2 separate regions of the Homo sapiens genome follow, and region 1 is linked to region 2. A link is an interaction called in ENCODE POLR2A ChIA-PET data of the cell type or tissue named here. Cell type or tissue: A673. All regions are shown on one strand. Each heading gives the region's core, and the rest is flanking DNA. Links, peaks and the distances in the headings are about the cores only.

Region 1 (15,482 bases), core at 3,798-11,797, 190 kb after region 2:
CACTTTCTATTTATGAAGTTTATTGTTCTATTTACTTGAATTTTTCTTCCAAGTTCTGCCTGTGACATTTTTATCTCCTTTTTATAAGGACAAAATAATGGTATACCAGGAGGTTGGTAGAAAACAGACCCTAGAATGATTTTCAACTTTTAACCATGCTCAGATTTCAAGGCCAAGTGACTCAATGTAGCATGCAGAAAGATTGAGTCAGGGCCTGAGGATCAGGCCATGCAGATTTGAAAAAAAAGAAAAAAAGGAAAAAAAAGGACAGAGAGAGATGGGAAATGGCTGGAGTGACTCAGAATTTATTCCCTGGAGTCCAGACCTCCTTGAGTTTCCTTAGCTGAATTCCCGTAGTTAGTTTTGTGTGTGTTTGTGTGTGTGTGTGTGTGTGTGTGTGTGTGCTTAAGCCAGCTTCTAATCTGTTCCCTGCTTTACCATGGAAGCCTTTGTCCCACAGCTGGGGCTCATTTGGTTTGGATTTTCATCTATAAATTGCTGTCAGCAAGGATCTTTGGGAGCTAATTGGTGAAAGTGACCTAACAAGGAACTCCAGAGGGAACCAGAAAGACTCAGAATTTTTATCCTTTTTCTCTTCCCCCAAGAATTTGTGTTACCCTTTGCCAAGGAACAACTAGCTTTGAAGCTTGAGTAATCTTTTTTATTTAAAAGGTAAAAACCACCTTAGATGACATGCCATCAAACAAAACCATGTTTCTTAATCCTGTAGTAGAGAGCAAGGAGTGGCTAGTGTCTGGTATTCAAAGTCCCATTTGGACATACTTCAAAGAAAGACTCCAGGCAGAACGGCTAAAAGCTTTGCCAACACCAGGATATATACATATTTCCAGTTGCTGGGGCCTGAGCTCAGTTCCTGCATCTGAGGAGGATAATAATTGCTGTGCTTTTCATCTTTTTTTTTTGCAGCCTATTAAATGGAGGCCACTTCACAGCAGGACACATAGGTTCACAATAATAATAGCAAAATCTGTAATGATTTGTTTTCCCTTTAGAAAGCATCTTTGCAGTAATCCTGGGACTTAACCGAAGTGCAGAAATTTAACTTGAAATAAAGGAGTCTGGGAAGAGCTCAGGTGATGGAAAAGCAAAACTGGCATCTAAGAACATCTAGGTGTAGTAGGTGTGAATTTCAGTTCACAAACTAAGGCACGCAAACATATAACTTTTAGTTTTTATGTAACAACTATTTTTTATCTCTAAACCTCCATTTTGTGAAAGAAGTGTTATTTCATCTCAGTCAATTCAGTGTCTTCAATGTCCTAATGATTCCTAAATAGCCTCTACCCAATTCTCTGAAATAGGAAGTTTCAAGGTCTCTATTATCCTGTTGGGACTTGGTCATTTGCCTCTACGGCTTGCTGTCCTGATGCACCTTGTGCCTATGTCTAGCCCTGTTGGCTCTGGCTCCGTTGACTACTTGCATGAAGAGTCTGTGAGTACAAGAACTATCAGATCATTTCACAGGGCATGTGAGACTCACCATGTGTGTCTCAACCAGCCATTCAGCCAGTACATCCCCAAGGGTTTTGCCAACACCTTGAGGTTCTATAAGGAAGGAGTGGTTCTTTATTTTTTGGAGATTTCATACCTTTCTTGGGCTTGGCCACATTTTAGGGGCAGAACAATTGCCCCCTCTAGACTCACTCTCATTGTTTTGTCGCCAACTGTCTTTTCTCTTTCCCTTCCCCAAGCCAGGGGGATATTTTGTACATTTCAGTTGAGACAAAGGCATTGCGGGGAACTCTACCTTCCCCAATCTCCTTGATTTGAGAAGCTCAACATTTCTTACATCCCTTGGTCTCAAACACTTGCTTATGTCAGGAGTGCTTTCTGCACCTAAAGACTTTGTCTTCGGAAACATTATCTAGGAAAATTTTTGCTGTGTTTTGCTTTCTGCTCGGTTATATTCTTCTCCTATGCCTAGGAGTATAGGCTTCCCAGGGATTGGGATGAAAGTGAGGGAGGTAGGAAGCAGAGGAGGGACAACTGAGGAGCTTGTAAGGAAAAAAATCTTATTTATTAACATTTCAGATATGATGGCACCTTAATAGCTGCTTGTTTTAGTCTTAGGACTGTGCTGGGACAATGCCCAGCAGCCATATCTCATCTTTCACTCGTAATTTAGAGACTTTCCTTATCTGTTCTCATGCCCATCCCAGTCGCTACCTCTGCCCTCCCTACCGCCCTTAAACTCTATTATCTTAAGCAGTTCTTTGGCCGCACAAGCATTACCCAGGAAGCATCATGTTCCACAATTTCTTCTTGCCTCGTGTATGGATTCCCATTCCTGAAGTCCTTTCTAACCAACCACGCAAAAGATTAGGGAAGGCTCTCCCTGTTATTCACTCTTTTGGTGCTCTATTGTTCTTTCTTCACATGTCACAGTAGCAATTATTTAATTTTGCTACAATTTGCTAAATATGCATCTTTCCCATCATGAAAATAGGGACTATTCTTTCTTGTTTACTACTGTAGCCATAGCACTTGGCATATAGTAGGTATGGGATAAATAGGTATTAGCTAATGAATTAATGAATGATAAACTAGCTATTCATGTTGCAGGGAGTTCCCACAATGTGAACAGTAGGAACTTACCACATGAGTTCCTACTGCTTCATGCACTTTCACATAAACCTTATCCATATCCTTACCCCAGTTCTCTGAAAAAAAGCTTCGTTATCCCTGTTTTGGAGCAAATATTCTGAGGGTCTAAGAGTTGGGGGAGATTGTTTCTAAGGTTATTCAGCTAATAAAAGGCAAATGTTTATTGATTCACTATTTAACATATGTTTTCCTTAGCATCTGCTTGTCTTTAAACATAATCTTACACCTTCTATGAGTGACTGATACCTCACTAGATGATACTTACTTTTTCAAAAAGAGTCATGATTAAACCAAATGAGTCTCCAGTCAGGTTAGCGCCCAGTGGAAAGAACTTTAGGCAGATTATAGTGCCAGAGTTGGTTGGAAATCCTTCCCTACATTACTTAAATTACAATATAAAGATGTTCTTGTGTTCTGCCCCCTTTTTCCCTTTCTCCTAAGCACCAGACCTGTTCCATTTCAAATACTGTATTCATTTCATTTTTTAGGGCCTTTGTTTCAGAGTATGAGTCTGTGACTGTGGCTCAAGTGTCTATGCAAAACACTGAAAACAAAGCAGAAAATTCCCCTCTTCCCCCAAAAAAGAACACATTCCTATTTTTTTCTATTAGTGGTTTGTGTTATCAAATGTAAGAAACATGTGCCAAGATAAATAATTATGCAATAAAAATATGATGGATTTTGTGACTTTAAAAGAATACATCAGGGGCAGGTTGTGGTTGGTTGGGGGAGATTAATATGCACAGGGGACTGGAAAGCAATTTGAAGGAGAGGAGGTTTACACTGGGCCTCAAAAAGTATAAAATTTCTTTATACTTTGAAGCAGGCAGGCAGATAAGAGGTGATTGCAGCAGTAATGGGCATTCCAAGAAAACCTAGTGGTTTATCCTGGCTCTAGATCTTCAATTTAGAGAACTTCCGAGAAGTACAGGCGGCCCTAGGGTCAGCTTACAAGTTGGAAAATAGCACATTCGGTTTGAGTTTCATTGAGGTTTGAATGTCTCGGGGCCAGCTTAGGTGTACCTCAAACAGAGCCAAAACTCTAGATCAGTTTCAGAGCTCTCCTGCTCTCCTGGATATGTTCCTGACCACAAGACCAGTCTCTGGGTCACAGCAGCTGAGATCGGGAAGCCCTCCCCAACAAACCCCCCACCCACTGCAGATGGAGTTAGTAATGGTCCGGGTCGAGCAACCTCGGGAACTCTTGCTTGTCCCCTGGTTGCCATCATGGCAGTGTTCACTTGGATTACAGGGCCGCCTTCCCTCCATGCTCTGGACTCCTTGAGATCAGGGTTCTGTTTTATTCTCAGTGTTGCAAGCATCCACAGTCAGCATGTGATACTTTCCTAGCACCTAGCCTAGAAGGGACCCAAGTAATTGAGTGGGAATAAAGAGACAACACTGCCAACCTCAACTTCCTGCTAGTCTTCATATAGGCAATGTATTTTTATGTAAGTTGTATACATCTCATCTAACTCTCTGACTTAGATATTCTTATATAGCTATTTTTTAATATACTGTAATTATAATACGGTATATATCATCTTACTATTTCATAGATGAAAGGAGACTGAGTGGTTAAATGACCACAGTTGCAGGCAAATACTGTACTGTGTGCTCTTCCTTATAGAGTTAGCTTCAGCCTTATGCTTAGAAAGAGGAGCAAGTCCTGGAGAAGAATTTGATGGGACCCACAAAACTCACCCACCATTTACCGTAAAATCAGATATGCCCTTTTTTCTTTTTTGGAATTTCTCTGTTGGTTAAAGTGTCATCTTCAGAGGGCCCTTTTTAAAATTCATTTGTTTCTTGATAGTGATTACTTGATAATAAAGCTCACATGAGGTGGCTCATTTAGTTTTTCAATAACAATAATAATACTTAATTAGTGCTCTTTTGAGTGCTTTACATATTTTATTTTATTTTCTGTATTTATTTATTGGAAACAGGTTCTCCCTCTGTTGCCCAGGCTGGAGTGTGGTGGTACAATCATAGCTCCCTGCAGCCTAAAATTCCTGCGCTCAAGGGATCCTCCCACCTCAACCTCCCAAGTGGCTGGGACTATAGGCACTTGACACCATGCCCAGCTAATATTTTGTATTTTTTGTAGAGATAGGGTCTTGCTTTGTTCCTCAGGCTGGTCTTGAATTCCTGTCCTCAAAAGTTCCTCCCACCTTGGCCTCCCAAAATGTTGGGATTATGGTCATGAGCCACTATGCCCAGCCAACATATGTTATTTTAATCTTCACAACAACCTAATGAGATCGATTCTGCTTTGTCCTAATTTTATAGATGAGAAAACTGAGGCAAATGGAAATTAAGTAATGTTACAAAGGTAACCCAGTTAAGTAAGTGACACAGCCAGTATTCCAAACAAATAATCATTCAATGCCATCATATATTCATTGAGGGCCTGCTCTGTGCCTGGTATTGCCATGTGGTGGGAGATAGAGCAATGCACAAAGCAGACAAGGTTCTGTCTTCATGGAGCTTGCATCCTAGAAGTGGATGCTAGGCTGTATACCAAAAAATAAATATTGTCAATCAGACAAAGTAAAGGCCATAAAGGGAATAGCTAGGCTACCCTACCCTTCAAGTCTGACTAGGTCAAGGGAAGAGGGTGGCTATGAATGGCCTGGAAGGAGGTGACATTTGAACTGACACCCATAGAATGAGAAGGTGCCACCTGTCAAACGTGTTATGGCAAGAGAATGGAGAAGACCTTGTTGCTTGCCCTTGGAGCTTGGGAAGGAGGAAGAAGCAAGACTACGTATGTTTTAACAGGTAATGGGTAAGAGTTGGAATTTATTCTAAGTTCAGTAGGAAGAGTTTTATTCAGGGTAGTGAAGTGATCTGATTTATATTTTATAAATGTCACTCTGTTGATAAGAATGATCTGTAGCTGGTGCAGACATGAGGGTAGGAGAGTGATCAGGAGGCCATAGCATACATAGCCCTGGTCAGAGGTGATGGTGGCTGTGGCTATGTGGAGGAGGGAGTAAGGGAGGAATATTTTGGAGGTTGAGCCTACAACTTTTACTGATGGATTAGACAGGGAAAATGAGAAATGAGAAAACTGGGATGTCTTGTACATTTTTGACTTTAGTTACTGGCTGAATGTGCGATTTTGATGAGGTGGAGAAGGATTGGGAGGAACCAATATTGAAAAATGAGATGGAATTCAAGCTTTTTTGTGTGAAATATTATTTCGAGTGCCTTTAAAACATCCAAGTGGCATATTAAGGAAGCAACTGTATATGCTATTAGGAATTATCCGTGTTACACAGAAGCCTAATGAGATTTAATGACATCACAATAGAATCTTTATGGTTTCAACATTTCTGCTCCAGAGGAGAATTCATTTAAAAAAATATGCCTTGACACTGAAAATTCCTACTCTTATGAAAACAAATGGACTATAATTTTCACCAGTATCTCAGTACAGCAGTAATGTTAATCCGGCAGCACACACAGGAAGCAAGCTAAGTGCAGTTGGGAGATTGCAGATGGGTGTGAGCCACAAACACACACCATTCCTGAAAGAAGTAGGGAACAACAAGGGCTGCATATTGGAGGTAAACACGGCCTCTTAGCAATAATACTGCTTAAAATATTTCTATTAAAATCTGAACCTTGAGCAAATACAAAGACTATGTTTAACAATAGGGATATAAGAATGTACCCATTCCCATGGCAGTCTGGTGTGGGACAAGAGTAGGTGATGTGTGGAAGATTAGCAGGATGTGACAATATGGAAATCATTCTCTCAGTCACACTTGACAAAGGGTTTTCACTGAGTCTTGCTGATGAGGAACTGGAAATATACATCACAACCCCCACTGTGCATCCTTTATGATCTGCTGACTGGATTGTCGCCTAAGTCAGTTGTATAATAAAATAAATATGTATCTAATTCTAGTTTAGGTTCAATCCTTTAAGGCTCATCCATTTTTCATTTTCTTACTCACTAAGTTAAAAATAAAGAGAACTTCCAGATTTTATTAGAGCCCTCCTGGCAATTAGTGCAGTTAAGATTCTTGTCTTCAGGATGGTCAGAACTAGTTGGTAGAACCTCTCACATGATGCCAGGTTAATTCTTTCCTGGATAGGTTACAAGTTTCACTAACAGCTTGAAACATGAACACAGATGTGCAGGTCACATTTCCTGTCTAAAAGCTAACAGAGAGCAGTCCTAAGCAGTGGGATGTAGCTCCGGTGGCCTTTGTGCTGGAAAAAGGGAGATAGGCAAAGGTGTGGAGCAGTGAGCACTTCTACAAATTAAATAAAGAAAAGAAAAGGCCTAGATGGGCAGTCTCAGCTGCTACGGGATCTGAGAGCCGGCCAAAGGCACAAGGCACTGGGTGCTGGGAAGCAGAGCTGTGGGGAGTTAAGGGTCATGTAGCGGGGGAAATTCCAAAATTCATCTTTAGATTTTCAATTTTGAATATGGCTTACTCTTGCACAAAATAGATCTTTACCTCTCTTATTTGACTGGAACCAATCTATCCTCTGGAATTTGGGAACCCAACCATTCATGTCAGGCCTAAGGCTGGCCTTAGTGTTAACTCTCCCTTAGGCCTTGCCCAAGTCACTTGCTCAGGAAGTCAAGAAGAATCATTCATCCTTGTTAGTTAATGCTTACATATCATTGTATGCTGGCCATTTTACTGACTAGGCAACTTGCTAAGAACTACATTCTCTGAGTCACTGAGGGATTAATGGAGCAAGACAGGAGATTTGGCAAATTTGGCATCCAGCAGTCTGGTTAATCTCCTGCATTTTTCAGGACACCAAGAACTGCTGGGACAATGACTAAGTCAAAAACTCATTTGCCATGGAAAATTTTACTTGGTTTCTATTATTTTATACCACAAATCATGCTCTGCATTTAGAGTGTTCGTTTGCCTACCTATATGTCCATTAGCAAATATGAGAAAACATATCCAAAAGCCTGTTAGATGAAGAAACAAAACTGGATCCCATGTTAGGCCTTATCAAATGCATTCACAATGGCACATGAATATATATATGGTGCATATTTGGGTGTTAATGAGAAATGCACTTTTAAGTTATATGAACAAAAGAAATAGCATGGATTTATAGCATGTAACAGCTAAAGGAATGTTAGAGATGATGTAGTCAGGTGTTTCTCAAATGGTTTGTAAAGTTTAGCACATTTTCTTCAAGTGAAAGTGCATGCAGAAGCCCAAATATACTGAGCGGGTGGAGGGAGGGCTGTGCTTTTTCTTACCTTCTCTGAGACAACGCCATAGAAATGGTGGGATTCAGCAGGCTCTTTCTGCAAATCCAGCTGACTGGCATTATTGCTAAGGAAACTGTTACCCAGATTGACCCAAAGTTATGTTGTGAACAATTTAAGTTACCACAGCTAGACCTTGGTTCTACTGACTCTTGGTCCATTGCATCACTTACTAGGAATCAGTTTTTCCACTGAAAATGTGTGTGGAATCCGTGAAGGAAGGACTATATTGTTCTTGTTATTGTTATTGCTTTTGTTTAGCTATTCCTCGCTTTCAGGAAAGAGTTAGATGATTAGAAGGAATCACATGCTTTTATGTTTCATTCTTTTCTGGTATTTGGGAAAAATACAGCTTCATTAGATAAGGACATGAGTTTCTCCACTCTATTCCTAGGTTATCTCTTTGACCCAATTGACAATGCCACAATCCATGCTCCAGCTTCTCAGGGTCCAGCTGACCTCTTCCTTCTCCCTAGACCGCACATAGTTTGGCTGGCATCACTCATCTGCTTCTCCTCTGTATGCCCTGTTCCCATATTTCTAGCCACAACATCCTAAATCTCATATCTCAACTGTCCCACAAGGTTTTTCAGATGCCCCACTTGGCTTTCACCCCTCTTCTGCTGTTTCTGTAGACTAGCACTTCTCAGAGCACATCTGGTTTGGTGTTATTTGGTGTCTTTCTTCTTCCTTCTCAGTTGTGAACTCCTAAAAGAGAGCAGAAACATGTCAGATTCATAGCACTAGATAAAATTCTCATACCTGCAGTCCCCAAACTGTTAGCTGAATGTAACTGCACATGATATATAGAAATAGTCCTACAGCCAAGTTTTTATGACGTATGCCAATGAAGGTACAGATGGGTAGCAGAGATGGGTGGTAGATGCTTTAAAAAGTAATTTTTATTTTTTCATATAAAAATCTGAGATTTTGAGTATGTAGGACTTAAGAGTTATTCAGCCTGATTTTGCAGTTTCCTATAAAATTCTTCCCCATGCTTTGCTCTTTTTGGGGTATTTCATTACAATTGATACATAATATCATGATTAAAAAAATTTATTTTCTATTTTAAAGAATTAATTCCTCAAATATACTGTTTTCTGACTCAGTTTTCCACAAAATTATGAAGGTACTTCCAGTTAACTTACTTTTTGTATATAAATGGATGCATTATATATGTATCTAACCATCTATCATCTCTATGATATAAGATAGTGAGGAGCAGGTTTAAACATTTTTTATTTTGGTTCCTTCTTGATTATAGACTTCAGCCATCTGTGTTGTTATCCTCCTGGGATAATCTTTTAAAAGATTCTTATTTTTAACAAGACAACACATGACATTATAATTAAGAGCATGCCTGGGTTTGAATCACAGTTCCACTACTCATTTGTGTAAATTAGGGCAAGTTACTTTATCCCTCTGTTTCTGTTTCCTAACTGTAAAATTGGGATGATAATAATAGTACTTACTTCCTAGAGGTGCTGTAAATACTAAATGAAGTCATACTTAAAGTGCTTAGACCAGAACCTAGGATAAGAGAAATGCTTTATTAGTTTTAGGGGCTATTCTAGAACGCTTTTTTTCATTTTCCCTCTTTTACTCCCTCCCCTACACATGCCTTTTGGTACATTCTAGAGCATTAGTTATGTGGTTAAGATGAACATGAGTAAACATAGGCATGTACAGCTCTGAGACATATTTCTGTAGGGTAGATGCTAATGTCAATGTAAGTGCTCTTGTAGCAAGGTTGCTGTTAAAGAGTAAATGGTCCTGCTCATAACTGAGAGTAGAATATGTGGAGGGATAATTAGAAGTATAGTCACTGCATTAAAAAAATTCAGATAATATAGCATGGGCTTTTACCATAGGCAACTTTGGTATATTATTAAGGTCTGAACAGAGCTGCATATTTTGAAAAGCCATTTTAGACTGAGGAGTTTGCTGATGTTAAAGAAGTGCAAATATATTCAATCAATCGGTGAATGGTGGGGAGAAGTGTCTGCCTAATATTGAATTCCTTCAGATTATTATTATTTACAGGTCTTTGGGAAACAAGGCTGCTTGCATGCACTGAGTTGCTTTTAATGATCCCCTTGCCTGCCATCAGTCTGCATAATAAAACTAGCCTTTGTGGGCATTTTTCCTGAGTTTTGAAACTCTGCAGGTTTTTTCTTTACCCTCTTTACATTTCTAAAGCATATGTGTTTAGTAGAGAAAGACTCCAAGTTGTGCTCACTGTGCTTGATTGGACACGTAGTTTTTCTGCTTTGGGTTTTAAATAGATTTGCAGATTTAGGAATCTGCAGAGGTAAAGCTGCCCAAGCCTTCCTGAATGGACTACCCACTCCTGTAGCCAGATAATTCAGCACCCACCAGCACTTTACAGTTATGTTTTCCATGCTTATTCAGATGCAAATCCCAAACCATATGTTTACCTTTATGTTTAACATCATTATTTACAGCAAAAAAATTATAAATCCTTCATTCATATGAACTCTAGTAGGCAAGAAAAGGGTAACAGGAAATGGGATTTATATATGTATATAATTATTTTTGACCCATAAAAGTTGTGGGATGGCTAAGGAGCTTGGCCAAGTAGTTGTATGGAAAAGTACAGGCTAATGCCAAATACCTAAATAAAAGCTAAAGAACTCATAAAAGTGTTCAGACAGTCTGTCTCCATAATATCAGACAGCCAGATATATGAAAATATTTGCATAATGAACGAAGTTTTTCTAGATTTTTTTTTCTGATTGCGATGCATTCAGAGGTCCACCTGACTCTAAATTATTAAGTTAGTTCTTGGTGTCTCTAGTGCTACCTTCTGTGTATGTGACCCAAAATGGTATTAGAGGGTTAGAGGCTGACCTAATACAGTTATTGCCCTAGGTGGTCTCTACTTATCTAGGCATGATACCACCTTGAGGAAAGGATCCCTTAGTGATCTACTAAGTTAATTCATCTCTAAGGGAAACAATTGCCCCAAAGATTAGTTTAATAACAATGGCTCTGGGAATGTTGTAAAAACATCTAGGAGAATTTGGTTTTGTTTCTAGAAGAAATCAAGACAAATCTTATGTCGTGCTGTCTAGAGTTACTATTAAGCATGGCCATCTGTGTATTTCTGAATCTATCTAAACTTTAGTTCTTTGGTTATGAATGTGTGCATGACAATATCATTTTGGAGTTGATAGGAGGTTAATAAGAAAATCTGTGTTTAAATGTCTACTCCAGGACCTGACACATAGTAAGTATTCAGTAAGTGGTAATTGTAGGGTAGTACCAAATACTTAGGCTATTGACAAAAGGCTGGAGTTGTGTAGAGTAGCTGTACTCAATCATACGATAGCTGCAGCATAAGTGTTAGATGCTTTTCTCTCCCATTACTGAGTAAAATTTTATTTTTAATAACTGAGACTTGAGGATGCTCCATTCTGCAGAGTCTTCAGCTGAGAATGCTTGTCTAAAGCACTCTCTCCTTAAGGGAGCTCAGGTTCACAGCTGATAGCCCTTCGATTTGTCTCTGTTGTCTAAAGACATTTCCTTCTCTGTTTTCTTTCTTTTTCTCCCCTAAATGAGGTTAAGATAAATGATGCAATAGAATGGGAAATAATCATTGAGGATTATGCTTACTACTGCAAGATCTGATTTCAAAATTGCTTAGGACTTTGAGGAATTTTAAAAATTCTAAGTAGTTTTCATCTATTAATTTTTTTCTGTTTAAATTAATTACCAGGGGAGTGAACACCATATAGAGATAGGTTACTTGCAGCTGTATTAATTCAGCACCATGTACTACCGTGTTCAGAACATTGGTGGATATATTGCTAGGAAACAGACACAACTGTGGGATGAAATGAGTTAGGAATGACTTAAATTATAGACTTCTGAGCACTGATCCTGTGAACACTGATAAAAGGGTGAGAACTTGGGTTCTGAGTTCTCTTTTTTACTCCTTTACTATGAGGTATGGAAGAGTGTCTTGACTAGGGTCCAGTCTTGAGATAGAAACCATACCTTTTTTCAATATTATGAATTGTTAATTTTAAATTAAAGAACTGAAAATGGCAAAAAGGTACATTGCCATGTCTTGGAGGTAGTCTGGGTCAGCAGGGCCGGTTTCATGGGTTTGCGGCCCCTGCATTTGCACAGGTTCCTTGTTGAGATGGGCTGTATGCTTCGTCTAATGCTCTGCTGTTGCCATCTTAAAATTTTTAATAATTTTTGAACAAGGAGCACACATTTTTGTTTTTCACTGGGTTCTGCAAATGATGTGGTTGGTGACACCTGTAGGAGGCAGCTAGCACCTTAAGGGTGGGAGAATAAAGGGGAAAAATTGAGATAATTAGACAGGGAGTCTTGGAGAAAGGGCCTCCCAAGTGTAGATGCCGCCTGGTGTTGGTGTCTCCGAGGTTAGAGGAGGGGGCCTTGTGCAGCTGGGGCACAGACATCTGAGAATGGGTACTGGTCGGCTGGTGTTGGAGCCTTGGGAGGGGCATGACGTACTTGTTCTAGAATCTGTGAAGTGACACCATGAGGCTGGTTCTGTGAATGCTAGAACTTCAGACTTCTGCCACTGGAGGGAACTGCTGTTGCTGGGCTGAAGAAGTATTGCTAGGTGAGCCAAAGGCAAAGAGGAACAGGAAACAAATGAAATCCAGGAAGCAGAGAAGTAGGAGCAGATGCTTTCTTCCTCCTCCAGCCTTCACCTTTCCCCTATTGCCTATTGGTAAAGTCTAATGGAACCAGCTGTCAAAGCAGAACTGTGGGCTGTAGGGCCCCAGCCTCAGAAACACAAGATATAGAAAGGTGTGTTGGAAGCAAGAGCTTAATAATCCCCACAAGCAGTTAAGTAAGAGACTAAGAGTTGTAAAATACCTTGGGTCTCTGTCCTCCCAACTGTATCTGTAGCAGCTCCACCACCTATCGAAGCAAATCCTCTGATGGTCAATAGAGCGCTCAAAAGACAACTAACACATCTTTTCAAATAGACCTTACAATCGTTGGAGCTCCAATTTGCTCTGATAACTTTATGATGATTTATGTAACAAATAATTCTGGTTCAGACTAGTGAAGTCTGAAAAGGGGAGGGAATACTTTATTACGCAGAATGTTTACTTTCCCTCTGAGTGCTTCCTGGCAGAAAAAAATTCAGACTTTTCCCGTTATGTTCCCTCCAAATTTGGAATTGTGTTTATGCCAACATTTAGATAACATTTGTTGAACATCAAGTTTACATCTAGTATAGTCTTCTCAACTCCTTTTCCACCCTTTTTCCCTTTCCTTTAGTTCTTTTCATTGTACTCAGCTAAAGTAAGATTATTTTATTTTAAATAAAAAAACTTTTGCATTGAAGGATTTAAAGTTCCTATAAAGAATGCCATTCTCCAGATGAATGGATATGTAATTTTCATTTTGCCCCATTTCATTGGGCTATTCCTTGGCTACCATTTTGTTTTGGTAGTCAAAGCTGTAGCAATGATGAGTTCAGCTATCAAGTTTGGTAGGTTAAACAAAATAAGGTTCTTAGAGAGTAATTTATAAGAGTGGTGTCTTCATCAACATTCTTTCCCTTACAGTTGCTTTTTTTTTTTTAACTACGCCTTTTATGAAGACTGAGTATTACAATTTCCCAACACATATATGTGCTAAGGGAAAAGGGTTTTATCAGAATAATGATGTCAAACAAGGTAATAATATGAATTTAAAGTTAATATAACCTTCATATGGCTAATTTATTTACCTTTAGGGCTGTCTTTCTAATAATGCCTTAAAAAATCAAATAGTCTGTGGTTGCTAAAGGACCAGAGGAACGAAAACTGTATATGTGAAAGATAAAAAGCCTGAAACAGAATTTTTTTAGAGTCGTTTTCAGATGAAGAACAAGTATAGTAATAGTTCCTATACTTGTCATCCATGGTTGATCCCAATTTTCCTCAAAGAGGAGTGGATGGCACATTACACTAGAATGTCAAACCTCTACCTTGAGCAATTTAGCTAAGCCCCGTTGACATGCTTAGTTCACAGCTGACATTAAGGGTACATGCAGGCAGGCTGACAGGTTAACTTGATACACTCAATTTCAACATTCAGGGTGCTGAACTCAGAGAGGTTATTGCTTAAGAAATGTGAAAGGTGGGTTCTTTACAAAAGTATCTAAGAGAAATCCATCTGTGAAATGTATTTGCTTCATAAAGTGCACAATTTGCCACAAAGAACACAAGAATCAAGGACCCTTCCTACTGCTTTGCTTGTCTGTCTTTTTCATTTAACAGCAAGAATTCCCAAATTATGTAAACATGGAGAGGCTTTGGCACACTTTTGGAGAAGAGGAAAAAGAGACCCAGCTGAATCAGCTTCCTAAACTACTGCATTATTTTACTCTGATGGTTTTAATTAGAGAAAAAAAATAACTGCTTTGAGACCATCTGCATATTCATAATGTAGAACATATGGCTGGTTTTCAGGATTTTGAAAAAGAAAACACATTAATAAGTTTGCTTCTTTCCATTCATTTCTCACATTCTAGGTTATTTCTTTGAGAAATAATATATTTGAAAAATCTGTTTACTCTTTACATGAGCCAAATGTTCTCATTCCTTTAGGGTTTTTTTTTGTGTGTGTGTGTTGTGTGTGCTACTATTGTACATTTTAGCAACAAATGCTGAAAGAGAATATGGTTGTTTATGATTGAGAATGCCTCATAAGTGAGTTCATAACACTTTGTAGATGCATATTTGCATTAACACACTGTCTTTTGTTAGCATAACTTACTGGAGTTAGATTTATGGGAAAGTCTTGTTAGAATTTCCCAAGAGCAAGATAAAGACTCAAAACCAAGATAGGCGTGTAGTATATGTGTTCACATACACGTGTGTGTATACCTGTGTGCATGAAGGTCTGTGCATCTCAGATAGGATATAATGTGCATCTCATTTGACCAATGGAAATAAACAGCTATTATAAAAACTAAAATGTAAAAGTATACTTATGAATAATATGAAGTGTATTTGTAAGTGTATTTGTAATATATATTTATATAAGTATATAAAAATGATTTCAGACTTCAGATGAGATGACTTTTGAATTTTAAATTCTTAAAAGAAGAAAAACATCTCTAGTTATATTAGAAGAAAATAGAAAATCAATAGAACTTTTACTTTTTTTCTGGCTTTGCTGGTAGTCACTGGATCAATAAATCCAATTCCCATGTGAAATAACAAACAAGAAACAACCAAAGAGCTAGAACTGGCATCGCTACCTTAATAACAACACAGAAAAAGTTATCAACACTGGGAAATAAAGATTAGAAAATAAATGAAATGTTGTTCCTTTGAGACCAAGCTACCATGTTTGTTGGGCAAAGGTAAAAGGAAACAAGGGAAGCAGAATTTAGATGGCAGAGATGTGTGTGCTGGGAAGAATTGGAGGAAATCACCCTGCTCCCTGGGAGGCTGACTCCGAAGCTCTTGTCTGGCGAGCCTTGGTGCAGCTTAGTTGTTGCTAATGCTCCCCCATGCTGTAAGAGGTCCAAGGGCTCAGAGATAAAACTTCTTTTAGGATTTAGCAAAGGGTATTAGAGGCTTGAATGAAA
Region 2 (15,482 bases), core at 3,275-11,274:
CTTATGTTTAAGGCAGTGTTTGGTTTTCAGGTTTTCCATGGCTTTTTTCATGCCCACTACATTTCTTTTCTGATTTTGGCAGTTCTCATTAGGTATTTCAATGAATAGTCAAGAAATCATACAAATAGGAAGTAACTTTAGTGAAATTATGAGACTTAAGTTGAAGATGATTTGACTGCTTATAGCCAATATATGTCTGTCCCTACAGCTTTTTCTTTTTCTCCTTCTGTCCTGATACAATTGGCCATCAAGATTTTAAGTGTAGCCACTCTGGAAGATTCCCAGATGTCCCAGTATAAGAAAATGTGTACCCAGCATTTGAAGAACCCTGTTTTGAGATTTAATCCATTTGCACACTTGGTTAGCTCTGTTAATTCAATTACCTTAAAAAGTAGCAAAGATAAAATTCACCAGAATCTAATTTCATTTCATTTCCTTTCTCTCTTTCCTGAGTCTTATTACTGCTTTATTTGCAATTGGTTGGAATTTTAGAGAAATTTCCTCATTTAGAGAATCTTCTTCATTAAGTGCAAATCTCACAAAGTTTACATTTAAAACAACAAAAAGAATTTTTATCACAAATGCTACTCAATAAGGAGTCATAAAAATTTAGAGATAACTTTTTCTAGAAACCTTATTTTCTTTTCACTTCACATAAATCAGTTATTCTTTCTTTTAAGTTACTTCCTGAATAACAGAAACCTCTGTTAAATATACTTTTCTAAAAGTCCAAAATACAACCATGAAAAGTCTTTGAGAGCCCTTTCTTTCAGGCTGAGTCAACATGAAATAAAACTTTATAGTAGACTGAGATACTCTTGCCCTCTGCATATCTACCTTTGATGTCTCCCCTCTTATCCTCCAGTGATATATCAGGACAACTCACAGGTCTCACAGCTCCTCCAGGACACCCAGCTAATATATTTGCACAGAAAATATTACCTAAAAGTAAAGGAAATTCATCTCCTTATCTCTAAGAGGGGCTGTGTAACAAAATATTAAACAGGTTTACATACATACCACCCTACCGTAAATAGAAATTCCAACACTAGAAAACACTGGCAGATGGAAATGATATGGATAAATAGTTTCGTGCTGCCATTAAATTTCTTGGAAACTTCTAGAATGGCTACTGGGGCAGTCAAAGGTAGTTTCCTCTGAAGTCTTGGATGAGAGCAGTTTTTTGATCAAATAATTCACTTTCCTTTTTACTTTTAGCATGCAATGTCTTTAACACCCTTTCTTCTATAATCAAAAAAAATATTAACAATGTGTTTTAGGACATCTGCTACAGCAATAGCTGATTGGCCTAGAAATAGATAACTGACCCAAAGGCCATTAAGCCACGGACTGCTCAGCAGCCTGTCAGGGCTGGCTGTAACAGATGAGCCCAACCAGCCAGATTCTCTCTGGTGATAGTTTTGTATTAAGAAACCCAGAGACAACTGAAGCCAGCTACAGGACTTGAGCAGGAAAGTCACATGAACAGTTGTTGGAGCCATTGTTTTGGAGCCATATGTAAGATAATTAAACAAAGAAAGCAGATCGAGAGACTGAAGAATGAAGCCAACTCATAGAAAAAAGCAGATGAGAGAAATGATAAAGTCCTGGGATGGGAAGAGAGAGCTAGGACTTTGAGTTTCCTGGTGTTCGTATTCTAAGAAGGCCAGCTTGCCTTGCTTCTTGAGATTGAAATCCATGAAATCCCTGTATTCTCCTTTTTTTTTTTTTTCTAAACTCGAATTAATTTGAGAAGGTTTCTGTTCTTATATAGTAAGATAATATTTTGACATAGTAACTGAGGTTTTATTTTTGCTCCAGACTTCCTGTTCTTCTTTCCCCCTATTTTGGTAGCAGGGAGGGCCTTCTATGTTCATATCCATGGGTAGGGGTTTTAACCTCAGAAATAGAAAGTAAGAAAAAGATTCAAGGCTTAACACTTGAATTTATCAAGTAGACGTTCCCACAAATGCATGGCAAAGGCAATCACTTTGACAGGAAAGACTTTTCAAGAATCAAGGGCCAAGACCTTGGCATCCTTGGACCACAGAGGAGGACTGGAGGAAGGAAGAAACCCTGAAAGACTAAGATTTGCCAAGATCCTGATTAAACCAAGACATCAATGAATATGTCTGAGTATTACCTAGAAATGAGTGAATCAAGTTTTCTGCCATCAGGGGAAAATTGAGGCTTATGAGGAAAATAAATCTATTTATTGAAAATTTTAAATTTGAAGTAAAAAAGATATCAATTCTTCTATCTGAGTTTATAGCCTGTTAAAATCATACCCAGAATATCAAGCCATAAGAAAACACAGAAATTTCAGGAGGGAAGTTATACAAAGAATTAAGGCCAGGCACGGTGACTCACACCTGTAATCCCAGCACTTTGGGGGGCCAAGGCAAGCAGATCACTGGAGGTCAGACGTTTGAGACCAGCCTGGCCAATATGGTGAAACTCCGTCTGTACTAAAAATACAAAAATTAGCTGGGCATGGTGGCACACACCTATAATCTCAGCTACTCAGGAGGCTGAGGCTGAGGCAGGAGAATTGCTTGAACCTGGGAAGTGGACGTTGCAGTGAGCCAAGATTGCACCACTGCACTCCAGCCTGGGTGACAGAGCTAGAATTCATTTCAAAAAAAAAAAAAAAAGAATTAAAAATATTTCCTCCTCCAAACATGTACACATAACAGGTTGGGAAGGGCATTCTTGCATAAAATACTGTGGGAGTCCCCATCTATCACAGATCAGAATAATAGCTGACATTTACTGAATGCTTGCTACTATTTAGTTCTGAAATAAGAATTTTACCTAATATTTCATTTAATCTATATTTATCACAAGGCAGTAGGCTAATTAGTGTCCCGATTTTATAGATAAGAAAACTGAGGCCTAAAGACATCAATGCCTGTGGTTTCAAAGCCATCAAGCTAAGTTCTATTAAAATTATATTCCAGCTGCCTACCCTAAGACCATAAGCTCCTTTCACAAGGTCTGAGTCCTAGCACAATCAAAGATCTATCTTTGCTGTCATTTGTGAAGCACTTTGGCATCATGAAAAAATTATGGACTTTGGACTCAAATTTGAGTTTTAAATTTGGCTCCATTAAATCAAAGCATGAGAACTTGAGAAAGTTAATAAGTCTCTTTGAGCCTCACTTTTCTCAAATATAAAAAGTATTATGCTTCACTTGTAACAATGTGAGAATTAAGTCATCTAATGTATGTAATCAGTACATAGTATGTATTTGTTTTTGTTTTTGTTTTCTGAGATGGGAGTTTCACTCTTGTGGCCCGGGCAGGAGTGCAATGGTGCGATCTCGGCTCACTGCAACCTCTGCCTCCTGGGTTCTCCCACCTCAGCCTCCGTAGTATGTGTTTTGATGGGAGCTGCAATGGACTGAATGTTTATGTCCTCCCAAAATTCAATTGCTGAAATCCTGACTTCCAAGGTAATAGTATTAGGAGGTAGGGCACTGGGAGGTGATTAGGTTATGAGGATGGAGCCCTCATGAATGACATTAGTGCCCTTGTAATAAGGAAGGAGACCACCCCTCATATTGTCTTATGCCCAATTTCTGCCTCCAAAGAAGAAAAAGTAAAAATTAAAAGGCAGAAATGAAATCCACAAGTAGAAAGCCTGACGCCACACCCTGGGCCTGGTAATTAAAGATCGATCCCTGACTTAATCGGTTATGTTATCTATAGATTACAGCCATTGTATAGAAAAGCACTGTGAAAATCCCTATCCTGTTTTGTTCCGATCTAATTACTGGTGCATGCAGCCCCCAGTCACGTACCCACTGCTTGCTCAATCGATCACCACCCTCTCACGCATACCCCCTTAGAGTTATGAGCCCTTAAAAGGGCCAGGAATTGCTCGCTCAGGGAGCTCGGCCCTTGAAACAGGAGTCTTGCCAATGCCCCCAGCCGAATAAACCCCTTCCTTCTTTAACTCGGTGTCTGAGGAGTTTTGTTTGCAGCTGGTCCTGCTACAATAAAAGGGACTCTAGAGAGAACCCCTAACTCTCTACCAGGTGAGAAAACAGCAAGAAGGTGCCATCTATGAGTAGGCCCTCACCAAACACCAAATCTGGTGGCAATTTCCTCTTGGACTGCCCAGTCTCCACAACTGTAAAGAATACATTTCTGTTGTTTAAAAGCTACTGAGTTTACAGTATTTTGTTCTAGCAACCTCAATGGACTAAGACAGGAGCTATTATACACCTGATACCTACTTTATAGGGGACACTCAACAAACATTTGTTGAATAAATGAGTGCATAAAAACCACCCATACCCGAGCATTCAGAACACAATATTTATTTCATAAAATAAAGATTTTGAACTGAGAAAATAATATTTTTAGAGATAGCATTATCCTTTAACTGAATTGGAAGAAAAAGGAACATTCAACTGTTTACTGTCTCTTGATTCCTACCCATATTTTATTTAGAAAATATGCCCATATGAAAGATACCCTGGTGGTAAAGCATTAACAAATTAAACCAAATGTCATTAAGTCTGTCTCATTTCTCAATCATGTGGAACTTCAGTAGCTCCCACAAGTGGGCATACTAATTCACTGTGCTCTGTATTTTTCCATTTGTCAACTGCTTTCTATTTTGCTCTGCTTTTTAAATTAAGGATTGGCTACTTAGGCTGCAGAAGAATCCTTTTTTGCTGCCTTCTGTTTTCCAAAGTTTAACGGGAGGTGCCTCATTTGTATTTTTCAGATACCCCTGACTTGTCTTATTCATATTCATGAACCTTCCTGGTTGTTCTTTTTCTCTGTGAATTGCTCTTAACAGACCATTTTCCCTCAAACCCTTTGCATTCACAGTAAGCTGCTTCCAAAACCAAAAGGAACATTAGCAGCAGGTGAAATCTCCATTACTGGTGGTTAGAAAAGAATCCTAATTGATTTAAAATATTAAATATAATTTCCTCTAAATGTTTGCCCTAAATATTTTACCTACAGGTATTCAAATTCAGGTCTTTTCTTAAGATAAGAATGCTTCTATCTGAATAGGAGCCTTACAGTAGTAAGATAATTGTGATGGATTACTTATGTTGGGACTCAGAAAACGGCACCCTAAAGTATGCTGCTTTGACATGCTGAGTACTTTGAACTCAAGAAGATTGGAAGGCCTCAGAAGCAAGTTCTCTCTGACCTCCTGCCCTCCTGTCTCCTGCCCATTCTTCTCCCACAAAGCGAGTCACAGACACCAGAGTTCCTCTTCCCTAATGTGGGTTATAGAAACTAGAATCTCTCTCCCCCAAAAGCAAACCATAACACTTAGAAATATTACTGTAACCTTCCCCTGACTTTCTGTCTAGGAGCTGGCCACAAAGAAATTTTCTGACCTACTTTGTCTAATAGTTGGTCATAGACCCTTATTCCAGAGGGACATAAGATCCTCATTCCAGTTGGTCATAAGACCCCATACCTGGTAGAAAGAAATGCTACACAGAGGGGCCAAGAAGTATCTGGACAGGCTTTGCTGGGTGTCCCCCCACCCCCAATCTATAATCATTAGACTATATCTTTTTGTCCAACCATACTTTTATACAGCTATCCATTCGTCATTGAACTTAAGCAAAAAAAAAAAAAAAAAAAAGTTTTCAATGTATCTTTGGATCTTCATTTCTGAAAGCTCCCACATCACATAAAACTTTGATTAAATAAATTTGTTATGCTGCTCTCTTGTTAACCTGTCTATTGTTATGAATGTGTCAGCCAAGACCCTTATGATAGATGAGGAAAAGTATCACAACTTTTTCACCCCTAAACTTAGCGAGCCGAAAAATAACCCCCAGATTACTGTAGGATTGATACCAGCCTGACTGTGACAAAGATTCTTTGCTCAACTAAACTTTAGTCAGGCTTCTAGACCCATCTGTGTGCTTTTGTAAAATCAGAATTTAGCATGAACTTTCCACCCTCAATATCTGATCACCCTGTTTTTTGTTTTGTTTTGTTTTGTTTTTAAACCAGGGTCTCACTCTGTCATCCAGGTCAGAGTGCAGTGGTGTGATCACACCAGGATAATATTTTTATTTTTAATTATAAGTTAATTCTTCTTCTTCTTCTTCTTTTTTTTTTGTAGAAATAAGGGGGTCTCGCTATGTTCCCCAGGCTGGTGTCAAACCCCTGGGCTCAAGCGATCCTCCCACCTCAGTTTCCCAAAGTGCTGGGATTGCAGGCATGAGCCACCATGCCCAGCTGTGATCACTCTTGACATCTGATTGGGTGCCTCTCTTCTGCCAATTCCAGTTGATGTTTGATCACCCAGGCTTCTCTTCAGCAAGAATCTTGTAAGGTCAGTTTAGTAAGAATCCTCCTTACTCCTAATGCTTCCTCTTAGTAATTTTCCATCCGCTGACCCCAACCCTGCTTCTTGACCTTCTTGACTATAAATTTCCACTTGCCCATGCTGTATTTGGAGTTGAGCCCAATCTCTCTCCTTCACTACAAAATCCTGTAGCCGGGTCCCTATGCTTATTGCGATGGTCCTGAATAAAGTCTGCCTTACTGTGCTTTAACAAGCGTCACTGGGTAATGTTTTCTTTAATAACTGAGAAAAAAGACCTTTCTCCTCCTTCTTCCCTCCTAATTTTTCTAGTTCTTCCTGTGCTTGTAATTTATGTTTTCTGGGCCATAGCAGTGCTATTTAGGAAGATGATTAGAATTCAAAGTCTTTTAGCATAGGTCTTAGAGATCACAGTCTTGTGTTTGTGTTTGTGCTTTTGTGAAACTTCCTCAAATTTAAATATTAAACAAATGGAGATTCAGGGAAGAGATTTGACTAACATTGCATGCTGTGGTCTAAATGTTTGTGTCCCCTTCAAATTCGTATGTTGAAATTGTAACCCATAAAGGGATGGTATTTGAAGGAGGGGTGTTGGGTGGTAATTAGGTCATGAGGTTAGAATCCTTGTAAAAGAGACCCCAGAACTCTAGCTACCCGTTTCCATGTTGTGAGAAGCCAGAAGAGGGTTGTCTGTGAGGAAGCAGGCTTTTACCAGGCACTGAATCTTCTGATGCTTTGATCTTGATCTTCCAGCTTCCAGAACTGTGAGAAATAAATTTTTGTTGTTTATAAACCACTTGGTCTATGGTATTTTGTTATAGCAGCTCTAGGACTAAGACAGCCATACTTCTAGTTAGTGTCAGAGCTCGGTGTAACACCCAAGTCTCCAAACTCTTTTACTAACTACAACACGGAGTGTAGTCTTCATGAAGTCAGGGGCAAGTCTAATGGGAACCATTCAGCAGGCTTAAATTGTATTTAACACACAAGCAGTTCCTGAATTAACTTCACCCACCCATTTTATATTTCCTTTTGAATGAGCACTTGGGACAACTTCTTGCTGCAACAGGGGCTTATCTCTTGGCAGCATCTCAGACTGGGAATGCCCTCTCAGGGGCCTGAGATGCCCTCTCTGTTGTTTGCCTTTTTCCTGCTAACTTTTCTGACAATGTTTTAGCATTTTCCCTACAATGGAGAACTCCCTCTCAAGGGCCTGAGATCCCTCTTTCCTGTTTGTCTTTTTCCTGCTAACTTTCCTGACAATGTTTTGGCATTTTCCCTACAACGAATTGGCTCAGAATAGGGAAATATCTCCTCTAATTGCTCAAGAGGGGGCTAGCTGGGCACAGGCAGGATCCACACTCAGCTTTAGGGCTGCCAAGGTGATGGGGTATTGATATCTCCAGTTGGAGCTCAGGATACATTATCTCAGAAACATGACTACAGCGGGGAAGTTGGAGGGAGTACTGTGTAGTGGTTAAAATGATGAGTTTTTGAAGTCAGAAGGGCTGTCATGTGTCATTTCACCAACAATTAACAGCTTGAGCTTGAACTTCAGTTTTCCCAACTACATACTAGAGATGATGATGATAAATTACATCTAATTTATTAGGTATAATTTATTTATTGTGGTTCAGATTAAATGAGATAACTGGAAAATATTAAATGTTTAAAACATGCTAGTGTTTTTTCTTCTTTTTTAGTACTACATCCAAGTTCAAAGTGAGTTTAAAAAGCCTTTTGCAGATTTGCCTAGAAACCAACATATATTTTATAAGGTTATTTTTACGAGAAACATTCTGATTTCTGAAAAGATTTTGAAAACTTACCGGTTTATAAAGTAGGGCTGCCCATTTTCTCTGTCTCTCTGTCTCTTTCCTTCTTCATATGTCTTCAATTGGATATGATGACTGGAATATCCTGGGCCATTTCGCAGATTTTATTTCTCGCATAAATCTGTTTTTACAAAGATACTCTGCACCTCTGCACATATACAAAATTAAGCAAATAATCTGGTTTTGCTCTTTACAGAGACCAAATGGATGGGGTGTCCAGTTCTCTCATTCACTTTGCCTTGTAGATGCAACTCGAGTGCATTCACCCACTCCCTCCCCCCATGCATGTGTACTTGCCATCTGCTGGCATGGCATGAGGGTGAGGGCTAGTGCCCTGGAGGAACCAAGGGAAGGGAGTTCTGATTCATGTACTGGGACCCAAAGCCCGCTTTAAACACCCTGAGCAGTTTTAAAGGCTGTTTTTGAGAGGCTACTTTTGAATGATAGAATGTTTGTTATTTCTTTTAGAGACGGGGGTCTCACTATGTTGCCCAGGCTGGTCTCTAACTCCTGGGCTGAAGTAATCCTGCCACTTCAGCCTCCCAAAGTGCTAGGATTACAGGCATCAGCCAACATACCCAGCCATAGAATGTTTTAATACTACAATTTTCAAGGGAAAAAGAGGCCCAGTGATAATGAACATTTTGTTATCTCCTTTCATTGTATGTCTGACCCCTCTTGTGATACAATTTTGCCTAGAAAACATGATTTACTCTATACATACTTCAAAAAGTACAAAGGTCTATAACCAAGAGTTTTTGTTGTTTGTTTGTTTTGGTTTGTTTGTTTTTGTACATACAGAAAAGTATGAGACTCCACAGCTGTATATATGGCATGGGGATAGATAGCAGGTTCCCAGAAGGAATGTAAAAGAGAATGGTAACTGTTAATAGTAACTCGTAGAGAATCCCTTTGCTTAATGTGTTGTGGAGCAAATTAGGTGTGTTTTATTAGTGCAGATTTCATAAATGTCTGGTGTTATAGGAAGCAATAAATTTAAGTAGAACCATATGGAATTGCAGTTGTTTCTTCTTATCTATGGGGATATGTTCCAGGACCACCAGGGGATGCCCGACACCATGGCTAGGACTGAGCCCTATTGCTGTCAGTTGGAATCCATTTCTGTTCCTGTCTTTCACCTACAAATTTAATGCCTTTTTCATTATAGCTAAGCACGTATCAAGCCATAACTTTTGCAGTTTGAGGTGCAACAACAAAACTAGCATCAATTTCTTTCCTTAGTCACAATTTCAAAGATAGGAGATTTGTTGTTGCCAAAGATCTTAGTAACCTCAGCGTATAATTTCTTTCCTTAAGTCAATAACTTCTTTCACCTCTTCACTTAAAGGAAGCACTTTACAGCTTCTCTTCGGCATATCTAAATTGCCAGCATCACTAATCTTGAGCTGTGGAGCCATTATTAAGTAAAATAAGGGCTACTGGAACACAATCATTTCCATACTGTGACAGTCAGTTTAATGGCCCAGCCAGCTACTAACGAGTGGGTAGTGTCTACAGCATGGATTTGCTGGACAAAGAAATGATTCATATTCCCCACTGGAACAGGAGGGCATGAGATTTCACCATGCTACTCAGAATGACACACAATTTAAAACCAATGAAATTTAGAGCTGGCCTTAAGTGAAATAATAAATAAAAGAAAAAAATAACATGACAAATTGCTTATTTCTGGAACTTTCCATTTAATATTTTTAGACTGCAATTGACAGCAGGTAACTAAAGGCATGGAAAGTGAAACTGCGGAAAAGGGAGGACTACAGTACTTGAATTCTTCCTATGTTTTCTAAAGGTTTTGGATTTTAAGGAGACCCTAGATGAATGTTAAAAAATATTTAGAATTCAGAAAAAAAATTAAAAAAAAAATATATAGTTTTTAAACAGGAAGACGGAACACTGAACAGAAATCAAGTGGCACTTTGTCACTTCCCAAGACCCAAGAAAAATAGTAACTTTCAGCAAAGGTGCCCAGAGTAAAGGACACAGGCAGAGGAGCTGACTGCATGCTCACATCCTCATTTCTCCTGTCCCTACACACAACAGACCAATTGCAGGGCTGAGAACACGATACCGGCTTAGAAAGTATTTGAATGCTGGAGTTGTAAGACGGGGCTCAATGGTGGCTTAATGGAAAGAAAAATCGACCTGTCAATCTTATTCATTTGAGCAATTCGAATCATTAAAAGTTTCCTGATAATATTGAGATCAAATCTGCCGATGTGCATTTTTATTCACTGCATCTCGTTCTGTTTTCTGATAAAAAGTATTAGCATATTTCCTACAATTAATTGTGATATAGAATAAATTATATGCTTCTTTTAAATGACAGCTCTTCAAATATTTAAAGACAGCCAGGTTGCATCTCTGTGCACTTCACTTCATTTTTGCCCTGTCCCAGGCCATTTTAAATTTGATTTATGTAATTAAATATCACTAGTCTCTTCACCTATTCTTTATATGATCTGTTTTATAGACACTTTATTTCTCCTGGCTTCTGGAGGCATTAGTCAATGGGCCTCATTCTCAGCAAACTATCGCAAGGACAAAAAAACCAAACACCGCATGTTCTCACTCATAGGTGGAAATTGATCAATGAGAACACATGGACACAGGAAAGGGAACAACACACACCGGGGACTGTTGTGGGGTGGGGGGAGAGGGGAGGGATAGCATTAGGAGATACACCTAATGCTAAATGACGAGTTAATGGGTGCAGCACACCAACATGGCACATGTATACCTATGCAACAAACCTGCACGTTGTGCACATGTGCCCTAAAACTCAAAGTATAATAATAATAATAATAATAATAATAATAATAATAAAAGAAAAACGCTATTGAGAAGAAATCAATAAAATTTGACATGTTGATGAAAAAAAAAAAAACCACAAAACGTTGGACTGAACAAAATACTTCTGATCCAGGGTGGCCATTTAAGAACACTAAGGGACTATTCTTGTCCTGGGTTCTGTACTTCTATTAATGGAAACTAACTTTCCATTGGAGTTTCTTATAGCCACATCTCACCATAGGCTCAATCTAAACTTTCACTCAATAAAAATCCTAAGTCTTTTTCATGGTGCATTCAGTAAATCTCCTGTATCCCTCTTTTCTGAGGTTAATTGAAAAGTATTATCTTGGAATGTTATTCTTACCCATATATGGTTTGGCTCTGTGTCCTTACCCAAATCTCATGTTGAGTTGTAATCCCTAGTGTTGGAGGTGGGGCCTGATGGGAGGTGATTGGATCATAGGGACGGACTTCCCCCTTGCTGTTCTCGTGATAATGAGTGAGTTCTCACAAGATCTGGTTGTTTAAAAGTGCACAGCACTTCCCCTCTTAGTTCTCCCTCTCTTGCTCTCCTGCTGGTCATATGAATATGTGCCCAATTCCCATTTGTCTTCCACCATGATTGTAAGTTTCCTGAGGCCTCCCAGAAGCAGAAGCCTGTACAGCCTGCAGAACCATGAGTTGATTGAACCTCTTTTCTTTATAAATTACCCAGTCTCTGGTAGTTCTTTATAGCAATGTAAGAATGAGCTAATACACACCACTATTAAAATTTATTTTATTTTATTTGTTTCATCCTATTCCAGCATGATCTCTTCTTTTTGAATTTTGATTTTTGCCATCAGCAGCATGTGTTCTGTAAAGGGACATCAATGCCTCTTCCTTTTTATTTTTTACCCTATTAGAGGTTGTCTTAGGCTGAGTTCCTTGGAGACAGACTCCAATATGGAATTACATGCAAAGGTTTAACAGGCAGTGCTCTCAGCAACCACACTTGTACTGGTGTGAAGGAAGCAGGACTGAGAAGAGGTAGAAGTTGAACTGCAATGCAATTGCCACAGAGACCTCAGCCAATCTTATGGGCATCTCTGAAGCTGGGATGCCATTCAGATATGTTCTGTATTCAAGCAAGGGAAGCAGGCTTTGTACACTGGTCTTGATCAGTCATTGGATGTGGGCTTCTCTGGCAGGAAACAGAATTTTGGATGAGACAGCTCCCTTTGACTGAAAGAATTGGCAGCTGAAACTCTCCAATTCATCTGTAGGAGCCATCAGCAGACAACATTATCAGCAGTTGGGGGAATGAGTACCTCTGTCCTGAATGGGGAAATCTAGGTGATGCACCCTAGCATCTATTACAGAAGGGCACCAGTGCACTCCTGCCTTTTGCTGCAATTATGGTGTTTTTTCTTAAAATGAAAAAATAATTCTATGTTTCCCCTCACAATCCTTCCCTTCTTTGTCCCCGCATTTACAGATTCCCACAGTCAAGGTACCCTGATTCAAATATAATTCCATGAGAAGCTGGACTAAGGACATATATTCATTCATTCAATATTCATGTGTGTGTGTGTTAGAGACAGGGTCTTGCTCTGTTTTCCAGATTGGAATGAAATGGCACAATTATAGCTCACTGTAACCCCAAACTCTTGGGCTCAAGTGATACTCCTGCCTCTGGCTTCCAAGTAGCTAGGACTACAGGTATGCACCACCACACCCAACTAACAATATTCATATTTACTGAGCACCTACTATTGTGCCAGGCATTCTTCTACAAGCTGAGAATGCCACAGGGAGCAAAACTTCCCTTTCTCATAGATCTTATATTCTAGGTGACAGACTCTTGGCCATACTTAAATTTTTAGGTCTCCTGTCATGACTTAGGTTTCGTCATTGAGCCAAGTTAACTGATACTCTTTACTTTTAAGCTAAGTCTACAACCTTTAAGAAGTGCCTTAGTCACACATGGGTATAGAGTCCTGGCTATTTCCTCAACTATTATATTTTGCAATTTGCCCAGAAAAGTTTGAATCTTAGCTGTGGATTCAACTTTTAGCAAAAGTAAAGAAGTGAATGATAAATTAAAAAGCAAACTAAAATAATTGTTTGATATTGTGCAGACATAATAGCCAAGTGACTGATAATTATTCCATTCCCCAGCACTTTTATGGATATTTAGACACAACTGTCAGAAAACCTCAGGTGATGTTGTTCTTGAATAAACACAGGACTCTAAAATGTCTTTCTTTAATTCTTCCTGCTTGGCACTTCTAGATAAATATGATTTGCTTTAAGATCTCAGTCTTAAAATGAAATTGAGAAAGTGGCTTCATACGAAGATCGATCTTAAAAAATGGAGGAAGATTAAGATCAATGAGATAATTTCTTAAAGTAATACAATCCCCACATTTTAGAGACTAAGGCTACATTATTTCAGATGGAATGAAGAAATAACTGCCCTAGCTATACAAAATAAAATCTAGTGGAAAGAAACAAAAGCTGGTGGTCAGTGTAGGAATGGCTCACTTTTTTCCAGACTTTTTTTCCTCCAGACTAAATGAGTAGTTATCCATATAAACCATACAACATGTTGTGAAGCTTACAATCATTTTTTCTTGATATTGTTGTTAAATAAAAATTTGGTGACTAAATTCAACTTTTAAATAAGTAACATGACCATTTTTATTCTTTCATATGAAGGTGGGAAAGGATAATTGGTATAACTAATAGACATAATTATGTTTACTATTATTCCTGCTTTCATAGTTAGAATCTCATTAAGCTTTCTGTGAATATTGTGAAAATGACTGAGATACTTCTCGACTTCTTCATACATTCATAGCAATTTTCTCTTTAAAAACAAAGCAAAAGTTAATTATGCAGATTTATATTCTGACCCATTCTTGTTGATACTGAATAAAAGCTCCACATAAAAAAGAAACAAGAAACATGAAACATAGTCACGAATCAGATACTGTTTCTTCTTTTCAGTGGAAAATTGTGCTTCCACACTGGTGAAAATCTAAGGCTGAGAATGTTGCCATGAAATATTAAAATAATTAATCATTAAAAATTACCTAGCCAATTACACAAATTTGTCAAAGTAAGTCTCCTAACTAATCCTCACACTTAAGTGAAAGTTCGAGTTAAGTTCACTGACCAACATTTTACAGAATAAGTAATTTTACATGCAAGACTACTTGGTATAAAGCTGGTAATGGGGTCATAGTTACATCAAGGAATTTGTTCATTTCATTCCTGAACTTGTCAGTACTTTTTTAGGTACTAATAAAAGATGCCTCAAGAAAAAAATACCATGGAGATTTAAGTTTTTAGCCAACTACATAATCACCATCATAATCTTTATCTCACCATCATCAGCAGCAGCAGCACCATCATCAATTTTACAAAAGTACTGCATAACTCTTCATTAGTAAAGGTGATATTTTGCTATTTTCCCACTATAAATAAGTCATTTCTTGTGTTACATTAATTAGTTCCAAATCACTTAGAATGAAAGATTTTAGTTATGAATGATCCTTTTTTATATTTATTATCTTATTTTAAAACAGTTTATGATAAGATGTCATTAAAAAGCACAGTGTTGTTTTTGGTGTAGATGAAAAATAATATTAACTGGAGGAATGCTTCTTCAAACATTTATTTAGGAACTGGTTCAGTCAAGTTTCCAGGTATATTAGTCAGAATTTTCCAGAGAAACAGGACTATCCTATATGGATATTTAAAGATTTATTATAAGGAATATGCTCGCATGATTATTAAAGCTGAGAAGTCCAAAGTCTACAGAGCTGATATTCCAGTTTGAGTCTGAAGGCCAGGGCTGCTATAGAACCAGGAAGAGCTGACATCTGATTTTGAAGGCCATCAGTCAGGAAAATTCTGTCTTACTTGAGGGAGGCAGGGTCAGTCCTTTGTTCTATTCAGGCCCTTACCTGCTTAAATGTGTCCTACCCATATTAGAAAGAACAATCTGCTTTACTTGGTCTACTGATGAAAATGTTAATGTCATCTAAAAAAACACATTCACAGAAACACCCAGAATAATGTTTGAGCAAATACCTGGATACCTCATGGATCAGTCAAGTTGACACATAAAATTAACCATCACACCTGGTAAGCAGAGGATATCAGGTAGGGTTAGGGGAATTTAAGTCCTGTCTCAAAATAGATGAATGGCAGAGATTGAATTGCATAACTGAGTCTAGTAGGGGACTCAAATCGACCTTCAGATGATTATGTGATAGATGTTGATATCTGGCTATGCACATTATCCTTTAGGCCATTACATAGAAAAGGTGTGGTAATTTGCTTTAGGGTCTCAGTCATACATGGCTTATCTGCATAATTATTTTAAAGATTTTTTTGTAGTCTTCTCCTCTGACCTTCACACATACAAAAAAATATTTGTAGAGGATGAACCCCATGCTACTGCAATGATTAGAAGGAAGGAATCATAATTTTTCCCACTGAGAACACTTTCTTTAGCCTGAATTTATGGT

What was found. ChIA-PET counts read pairs that join two places held together with the same protein. Peaks named below come from ENCODE experiments on the same cell type or tissue, not always from the same donor. Only the 100,000 strongest peaks of a DNase experiment are listed, where the experiment ranks them.
Region 1: POLR2A ChIA-PET joins it to region 2 with 7 read pairs; 1 of 35 experiments calls an interaction of 5 or more read pairs at or near these places.

What each region holds. Positions count from the first base shown.
Region 1 is chr4:100,298,903-100,314,384 of GRCh38, forward strand. No RefSeq gene overlaps it. Among named protein-coding and RNA genes, the nearest start is that of SNORA101A, 89 kb to the right of the region's middle. In A673, for the core only: no CTCF peak of the experiment used is centred there; a DNase peak (open chromatin) is centred at 7,329.
Region 2 is chr4:100,108,726-100,124,207 of GRCh38, forward strand. No RefSeq gene overlaps it. Among named protein-coding and RNA genes, the nearest start is that of DDIT4L-AS1, 74 kb to the right of the region's middle. In A673, for the core only: a CTCF peak has its summit at 9,205 (motif pointing right); DNase peaks (open chromatin) are centred at 7,356 and 9,206.